Regions from separate parts of the Homo sapiens genome. Here all the other regions are linked to region 3. A link is a contact called in ENCODE Hi-C or POLR2A ChIA-PET data. All regions are on one chromosome and are shown on one strand. The core of a region is the stretch at or near the end of the contact, and the rest is flanking DNA. Distances in the headings are between cores, read along the strand shown. Region 1 holds the start of LINC01144 (long intergenic non-protein coding RNA 1144). Region 2 holds the start of HPDL (4-hydroxyphenylpyruvate dioxygenase like). Region 3 overlaps TESK2 (testis associated actin remodelling kinase 2).

Region 1 (2,837 bases), core at 316-2,815, 90 kb after region 3:
TATATGTAAGAAGTACGTTGGTTCCGTCCAGAAAGGCGGGGACAACTCGAAGTGGGGAGGGGGCTTCCAGGTCGCAGGTAGCTGAGAGACAAATGGTTGCATTATTTTGTTTCTGACAAGCCTCTCCAAAGGAGGCAATCAGGTATGTGTCTATCTCAGCGAGCAGAGGAGTGACTGAATAAAATGGGAGGCAGGTTTGCCCTGAGTAGTTCCCAGCTTGACTTTTCCCTTCAGCTTAGTGATTTGTGGGGCCCCAAGATTTCCCACAAGTGAAAGGAAAATATCTCAATCCCCCGCCCCAAATCACCAAGCTCAAAGGAAAATTCAGGTTGGGAACTGCTCAGGCCACACCTGCCTCCCATTCTATTCAGTCACCCCTCTGCTCATGATGAACAGGATGCTGCTGAACCCTGGGGTCGCTGGGGCCTTAAATGACTTTGATGATGAGAGACTGGGCATGGAGAGCTAGAGGCCCTCATCTCCCTTCCCCAGCGAGTCGGAAGCGTCCCCATTACTAGTTCCTAGAATATGCTGAGATGTCTCAGGTTGCGGTGTGCAGCTGGGAGTTGCAGCCTGGCAGGAGGCCCAGGTTTTAGCCTGTGAACCGGGGCCCTGCTATGTAGGCCAGGGTGGCTCTGACCTGGCACTCTGTGGGGCCAGGGCAGACATAGCAGCAAAGGCCATGGGGTCACAAAGAGAGAGACTGCAGAAGGATCAGGAGTAACAGGCATAATGGGGCTATTCTTCCCTAGGCCTGAACACTGGGAAGGCACTGGCAGGGCCCCGGTTTTGATGGTGGATTCTTGGAGTAGGGGCCTTGGTAATAGGGCTCTGAGTGCTGGGGCAGAATGGGCTATCTTGACCCTTCATAGTCAGGGTCCCAAGTGGGCAATCCTGGAGCCTCCAGGTCTTTGGTCCAGCGGCGGGGTTTTCCACTCAAGGGCCACAGGTACAGACAAGCAGAGCAGAAACAGCCCCCCCGGCCTTTCACTTCCCACCTGCTCCCGAGGGAGAGAGTAAGGTTTCTGGGGGTAAGTGGGGGCTATCTGAAAGAAAAGGGTGATTTTGGCTGGGGCTCGGTGCCCTACAAGAGCCCTTGCTTGACTTTGACGCAAGGCACAGACTGGGCTCTGAAGGGGCAGGCTGGGGGGTAGACGTCGTCATGGATGTTGGATCTCCCTTCCGGCCATGGCCCAAGTACGACCCCTGTTCCCTTAAAGTCAGGACCTCGCAGAACTTTCGCAAGATGGGTCCTCGGAGTCTGCCCGCGATTGCGCTCCCAAGGGGTGCCGCTGCCGAGGGTAGGCGCGCCAGTCGAGATCAAAGCGGATGGGATGACGCCACTGGAGGGCGCGCGGGGCCGCGGGGCAGGGTGGTGCTCCTGCTGCAGGTTTCAGGCCTCTTCTGCCTTCTACAGCCGCCAGGTCAGCAGAGGCGGAGGCCCGGGCTGTGGATGGCCGAGGAGCCGAACTCGTGAAGCCACGTTCCTCCTGCAGCTCTTAACCCAGGCGCGGCGGCTCGCCGGGCCGCTCCCCTTACTCCGAAACCGTGAGCCTCAGCCCTTCCCTCTCTCCCCAATCCCAGGGGGCGCCGGCGGACACCCCAGAAACCCACGCGCTCTCGTTCCTGGTCCCGCCCCCTCTACGTTCCCTCCCCCTCTACGTTCCCTCCCCTTTTCCTTCCAGAGGCGGCGGCCCCGGAAGCTCCCGCCATTCTGGACCCGCCCCCTCCAAGCTCCCGCCCCTTTCCCTTCCTGTGGAGGCGGCCTCGGAAGCTCCCGTCTTTCTGGACCCGCCCCTTCCCCACCCTGCTCCGCCCTCGGCCCCGGCCCCCGCTCCGAGCTCCCTTAGCTCTAAGCGGTTCCGGAAGCTCCCGCCTTTCTGGACACGCCCCTGCCTCCCCCACAGGATTCCGACTCTCTCCCGGCTCGTCGAGGGCTTGACATTTTACCGGGGGGTGGCCCAGAAAAACCTCGTAGAGATGGTGACTTTAAAAAATTCTTTTTCGGCTAGGTGCGGTGACTCACGCCTGTAATCCCAGCGCTTTGGGAGGCCGAGGCGGGCGGATCACTTGAAATCACGAGTTCGAGATCCGCCTGGCCAACATGGTGAAACCCCGTCTCTACAAAAATACAAAAATTAGCCGGGCGTAGTGGCGCAGGCCTGTGGTCCCAGCTACTCGGGAGGTTGAGGTGGGAGGATCGCCCGAGCTGGGGGAGGTTAAGGCTGCAGTGAGCTGTGATCGCGCCACTGCACTCCAGCCTGGACGACAGGGCAAGATTGTGCCTTAAAAATAAAAACTTGTTTTGGTAAAATACACATAATATTTACCATATGTACTTTTTTTTTTTTTTTAAATGGAGTCTGGTTCTGTTGCCCAGACTGGAGTGCAGTGGCACACCACTGGGTTCAAGCGATTCTCGTGTCTCAGCCACCCATGTAGCTGGGATTACAGGCATGCGCCACCACGCTGGGCTAATTTTTGTCTTTTTAGTAGAGATGGGGGTTTCTGCCATGTTGGCCAGGCTGGTCTGGAACTCGTGGCCTCAGGTGATCTGCCTGCCTTGGCCTCCCAAAGTGCTGGGATTACAGGCTGAGCCACCGTGCCCGGCCCTACCATGATTTTTTTTTTTTTTAAACAGAAGTCTTGCTCTGTCGCCCAGGCAATGGCACGATCTCGGCTAATTGCATCCTCCGCCTCCGGGGTTCAAGTGATTCTCCTGCCTCAGCTTCCAGAATAGCTGGGATTACAGGCACCTGCACCATGCCCAGTTAATTTTTGTATTTTTGGTAGAGAGGGAGTTTCGCCATGTTGGCCAGGCTGGTCTCGAACACTTG
Region 2 (2,725 bases), core at 187-2,686, 68 kb after region 3:
TCCTCAGTTCTGTGCTGGTCTCCCCAGAGCTGCAGGACAGCTGGCTGCACCCAGCCCTGGGCATCCTTAGGCTTCCTGGCTCCTGGCAGATTGCTCCTGTACGGACTGCCACAGAGCTCTGATGTTGCCCTGACCAAAGCCAGTGGCCCCCTGCCTCTGAATCAGCTCCAGGAAGAAAGTGTCCTCAGTAAAAAGGGACTTGGTGAAGACCTGAAGCAGAAACTTGCCTTTATCACCATCTAGCAGGATCCCCTGTCGAGCAAGCAGATGAGGCTCGTGCCCTGCAGCTCGGATCTGCCTCTCCTTTCCTGGCTGCTGGTAGTATGCCCCAGGGGGAGCCAGGAACTGGCCTCCAGCAGTTGCCACCCCCTCAGTGGCCTCCACAATGTTAGGCGTATACAGCCCCACGTGCTGCAGGCCTGGCCCCTTGTGCCGGGCCAGGAACTGCTCCACCTGGTCCTGTCGTGTCGTCGCCCCCGGAAGGGACTCAGCCAGAACAAGAGTGGGGACAATGCTGCCCGGCTGGGCCTGCAGGGCTGTAAGCCTCAGTCCCCCAAGCCCAAACCCTGCTGTCATTTCGAGGCCCAGCTCGGGATCCTCACCTGGGCTCAGCGGCAAGTGGCAAAAGCCCAGGCAGTCGTGGAACCAGCGCAAAAGTGTGGGGGAGCTGCCGGGGGTGCAGGCCAAGGTCAGGTGGTCCACGCGGCTGACCCACCCGGGGCCAGGCGCAGAGGACACGGGCCTGAAGCCGGGTAGGAAGGGTCCGCGGTAGCCAGCGCGCTCCAGCAAGGTCAGGCTGAGGATGCCGGCAGGCGAGCTGACCACGGCGTAAGTGGCGGCACCCTGCGCGTCCCGCACGCGAACGGGAGGGACAGGCACGCTGCAGCCCAGCGCTGCCAGCTCCCGGGTTGCAGCGCCGGCGTCCGCCACGTCGAAGCACAGGTTTGTGGCGCTGGGCACGGCGTGACGCGGATCCAGGCCGTACAGCGGCTCTCCAGACCCTGCGCCCTCGTTCACCAAAAAGACCGCGTCGCCGCTGCGCAGGGCTAGCTGCCGCCAGCCGTCCACCTCCCGCGAAGCCAGGGGCTGGAAGCCGAAGAGGCGCTGCAGGTTCCGGGCTAGGGGCTGCCCGGCGGGCACGTGGAAGGCGATGTGGCACAAACGAAGGGCGGGCGCGGCCATGGCGCTCTGGACGGCGACCTAGACTTGTCCTTCTGGGGCCGCTTACTTGTGGTTGGGGACTTCGGGGCTCTCAGTCCTGGGCTGATCGTCCGGAGTTGGGGAGTCCGGCTCACCCCGCAGAGCGCGTTCCTCGCTTTCTTCCGGAAAGAAGTCACCCGCCGACCCCTGAGAGCTCGCGGTTCTCCCTGCAGCGCCACCCCAGCCAGGAGCAGCGTCTGGACCACCGGGTCTCAGTGAGCCGAGCTGCTGGTTGTGAGAACCACGCGGTGCCTGTGCTCGCGCCAAGCAGGAGAAAGAGGGCGGAGCCCGTGACTCCGCCTTTGACTCCCCACCCCCTCCCCCACACCCTGTCGCCTCGGATACTGCGGGGTCGCCGCGCTGCTCTTTCCCCGGGCCTCACGCCTGGTCACATCCTTGGGCACTGAGCCTCCCTTCCCCAGCCCAGGAACTCACAATGGCTGCCTTCACTCGGCGCCAGGCACTGGGCTCCCACTCATCCCCCCAACCTCACAGCGAAGGGACTCAGCCCGGGTTCAGGGAAAGAGTTGGAATTCTCTCTCCACAAGCACGGAATTTTTTAGCACTTTCATGTTTTTTCTTTAAGTTCTGGAGTTTGCCTCTAAGTCTTAATGTTCCCTGGAATACACACACACACACACACACACACACACACACGTTTATATGTTTTGAGACAGGGTCTCACTCTGTCACCCAGGCTGGAGTGGCACAATCACAGCTCACTGCAGCCTCCACCTCCTGGGTTCAGGCGATTTTCCTTGCCTCAGTGCACAAATAGCTGGGACCACAGGCGGACGCCACCACACCCAGCTAATTAAAAATAATTTTTTTTTTTAGAAATGGGGTCTTGCTATATTGCCCAAGCTGGTTTTAAACCCCTGGGCTCAAGCCATCTTTCCACCTCAGCCTCCCAAAGTGTTGGGCAATCTCTCAACCAGTCCTGTCTCTTTCTTCAATCACCCTTCTGTCAACATCATTTAACCCCTTGTCCCAAGCAAGATTTGGAGGAAAAATCTGACGGTTCGGGATCTGAAAGGAACAGCTGCCTGGCTGTCATTCCCCTTCCCCATCCTTTGAGGACTGGAACACAGGCCCTCCTTGCTCTTTGCAGCTTCCTGACTTGGCATTGAGCCAGAGATTTCTGTGGTGGGGGCACTTCTGGCTCTGAAACCCAGAATTGTGTGAGATGACTGGATTGAGGAATTTGTAGTCTTCTGGAACTTCAACTGAGTGGCCCTTGAAGGGTTAGGGAAGGGCATCCAAGAAGGGCAAAGGGCATAAGCAAAAACTCAGTAAGAGTGTGAGCCAGACTCTTAGAGGAGCAATGGGCCATGCTGTTAGGGAGGCATTTAGGATGAATGCCACAGTCCAAGGCATCACAAGAAATTTTTTTGTCAGGCAGCCTGATCTACTGGGTTTCATTGGCAAGAGGGAGAAGGATGTCATAGGGGACAGGGGCTAGCTGGATGTCATGGTGTTCAGGCCTGCAGGCAGGAGGGCAGTACCCAGGAGCTGGTCAGGGTGG
Region 3 (2,738 bases), core at 118-2,617:
GGTGGCTCACACCTGTAATCCTAGCATATTTGGGAGGGTGAGGCAGAAAGATTGTTTGAGCCCAGGAGTTCAAGGTTGCAGTGAGCTGTAATTGCAACACTGCACTCCAGCCTGGGTGACAGAGTGGGACCTTGTCTCAAAAAAAAAAAAAAAGAAAAGAAAAGAAAAGAAAGGAGTGTAAATGGCTGCCTTGGTAGTTGAAGAACATGAGAAGGAAGTATTTGAACTGGTATTTGAGGATGAGTAGAATCTAACTACAGTAATGCAGTGCATAAGATGTTTTGGTCAACAACAGACCGCATACATGATGGTGGTTCCATGAGATTATAATACCATATTTTTACTGTACCTTTTCTATGTTTAGATATGTTAAGATACACAAAACTTACCATTTTGTTGCAGTTGTCTACAGTATTCAGTACAGTAATATGCTGTACAGGCTTGTAGCCTAGGATCAATAGACTCTACCGTATAGCCTGAGGGTATTGTAGGCTATACCATCCAGGTTTATGTAAGTACACTCTATGATTATGCAACCACAAAATCACCTAAGAATGCATTTCTCAGAATGTATCCCCATCGTTAAGTAAGGTATGTGGAAATGAAGAGAGGGGCATTTTAGGTAGTGGGAACAGTCTGAGAAAAGGCAAAGATGTGGAAAAGCTTAATAATGACACTTTATGGGGAATGGTAAATCATGCTATAGAAAAGACTCTAGTCTCTAGACAAAGTCTAGTTTACCAGTAGTATCAGAGTTAAGAGTTTCCTGTTGGGGCCGGGTGCAGTGGCTAATGCCTGTAATCCCAGCCTTTTGGGAGGCTGAGACGGGCGGATCACTTGAGGTCAGGAGTTCGAGACCAGCCTAGCCAACATGGTGAAACACCCCGTCTCTACTAAAAATACAAAAATTAGCCAGGTGTGGTGGCCGCCTCTAATCCCAGCTACTCGGGAGGCTGAGGCAGGAGAATCGCTTGAACTCAGGAGGCAGAGGTGCAGTGAACCAAGACTGAGCCATTGTACTGCAGCCTGGGCAACAGAGTGCGGCTCTGTCTTTAAAAAAAAAAAAAAAAAAAAAAAAAAAAAGAGTTTCCTGTTGGTCTTACTATCTTTAGAGCAGTGATAAACAGTCATTTGTTTAAAGGCTTTGCTACTCACTGCATGTAGTCTGTAGACCAAGCGACATCAGCATCACCTGGGAGTTTAGAAATTCAGATTCTTAGGCCCCATCCCTGACCTACAGAGTGCGAGTCTGCATTTTGACAAGATCCTTCATGGGTTTGTTTCCACAGTGGTCTAAAGTACAAAAGCAATCCTTGGCCTAGTGTGGTGGCTTACTTTGGGAAGCCAAGGCAGGAAGATCACTTGAGGCCAGGAACTTGAGACCAGCCTAGGCAACACAGTGAGACCCTGTCTCTACCAAAAAAAAAAAAAAAAAAAAAGCCAGCTGTGGTGTGTGCCTGTAGTCCCAGCTGCTCAGGAGGCTGAGACAGTGAGACAGGAGAGTCACTTGAGACTGGGAGGTTGAGGCTGCAGCGAGCTTATGATCACACTATTGCACTGTGCCACCGCACTCCAGACTGGGCGACAGAGCAAGACCTTGTCTCAAAAAAAAAAGCAACCCTCCTTCTCAACATGAATCTGTATGTCATATGAAACTAAAAATAACAAAGTTGAGTAATCACTTACTCTCAAAGCACATGCATTAAGAAAGCACCCCCTTCCTGAGTTAAGTAATTCTAGCTGGTATGATTTGGGGTGGGGTATGGGGATAGGGGAATAAAAATCATTCAGAATATAAATTTTTAAGGTCTTGTGACATGACAATGATTTGAGGCTTCATTTCGATTTTTGATATAGTTAGCAATAAAAACTTTAGTGAAAACTTATTGTTGATGTTACGTGCTTTTCTAGGCACATGTCACTTCCCTGTCAAGGATGAGTAATATTTCCTCTTTATAGTATATTGTTTTTTTACAACATTTAGAGTGATTAACTCTGTTCAAGCTCTTTTTTTTTTTTTTTTTGAGACGGAGTCTCACTGTCACCCAGGCTGAAGTGCAGTGGCACAATCTTAGCTCACTGCAACCTCCATCTCCCAGGTTCAAGCTATTCTCCTGCCTCAGCCTCCCGAGTAGCTGGGACTACAGACGCCCACCACCACGCCTGGCTAATTTTTGTATTTTTAGTAGAGATGGGGTTTCACCATGTTGGCCAGGATGGTCTTGATCTCTTGACCTCGTGATCCTCCCACCTTGGCCTCCCAAAGTGCTGGGATTACAGACATGAGCCACTATGCCCGGCCGCTCTTTTTCCAATATAAAGCTAATGCATGTCTCAGCTTGCCAGCTCTGTGACACCACTTTGGATGTGGTGGTGGTTTTCCATTAGGAATGATTTGGGAGAGGTTAGGCAGTAAAGTTGCACGTAGAAGTAGAGTTGTGTGACACGATTGTGATATGGTTATTTGAGTAGAGGGTGGGAAGAAAGCAGACAGAAAACTCTCCTATGAAGCCAGTGCCTGCCTGGATGTGCTATGACATCTCTGTAGATGGTGTGGTCAAAATAATAGTGGGCCTGGGAGGAAGAAAAGCAAGGGTGTGTCACATCCAAACCAGGTCTTTTCAGCTTCTAGAAAAACCCATGATTTTAAAATGTAGCCATTGTTTTTCTAGTAGAATCCTATTGCCTGACTTCTTTATAAATATTTGATTAAAGAAAATCAAATACCTCTTGGCTTT

The links. Hi-C counts contacts between places; a loop is a spot of excess contacts on that map. ChIA-PET counts read pairs that join two places held with the same protein, here RNA polymerase II (POLR2A). Pooled maps may share reads with other maps.
Region 1: a map of B cell shows a loop between it and region 3 (18-fold over the local background). The contact joins the promoter of LINC01144 here to the enhancer-like site in region 3. A Hi-C loop is called at or near these places in 1 of 168 maps with a recorded cell type or tissue (B cell) and 6 of 50 pooled maps. POLR2A ChIA-PET finds 5 or more read pairs at or near these places in 11 of 52 experiments (B cell, Caco-2, PC-3 and 7 more).
Region 2: a pooled map shows a loop between it and region 3 (2.7-fold over the local background). The contact joins the promoter of HPDL here to the enhancer-like site in region 3. A Hi-C loop is called at or near these places in 2 of 50 pooled maps. POLR2A ChIA-PET finds 5 or more read pairs at or near these places in 12 of 52 experiments (B cell, Caco-2, GM12878 and 8 more).

What each region holds. Positions count from the first base shown.
Region 1 is chr1:45,302,638-45,305,474 of GRCh38, reverse strand. LINC01144 (long intergenic non-protein coding RNA 1144) reads right to left here and starts at 1,565. Exons shown (of 1, transcript NR_024270.1): 1 at 1-1,565. It overlaps LOC105378691 (a long non-coding RNA gene), which reads left to right and starts at 1,729. Exons shown (of 3, transcript XR_947287.4): 1 at 1,729-1,983. RefSeq lists enhancers at 1,233-1,472, 1,933-1,992 and a silencer at 1,663-1,842.
Region 2 is chr1:45,325,606-45,328,330 of GRCh38, reverse strand. HPDL (4-hydroxyphenylpyruvate dioxygenase like) reads right to left here and starts at 1,436. Exons shown (of 1, transcript NM_032756.4): 1 at 1-1,436. The coding sequence starts at 1,182. The coding sequence ends at 67. RefSeq lists enhancers at 225-334, 1,095-1,344, 1,355-1,404.
Region 3 is chr1:45,393,025-45,395,762 of GRCh38, reverse strand. The region is part of intron 3 of TESK2 (testis associated actin remodelling kinase 2); the gene reads left to right. Among named protein-coding and RNA genes, the nearest start is that of TOE1, 54 kb to the right of the region's middle. RefSeq lists an enhancer at 1,702-1,771. Within about 2 kb of position 1,367, at least 12 of the 41 ENCODE cell types and tissues checked have a DNase peak (open chromatin) inside an H3K27ac peak, as active enhancers do; they include B cell, GM12878 and OCI-LY7, where a contact is called at or near this core.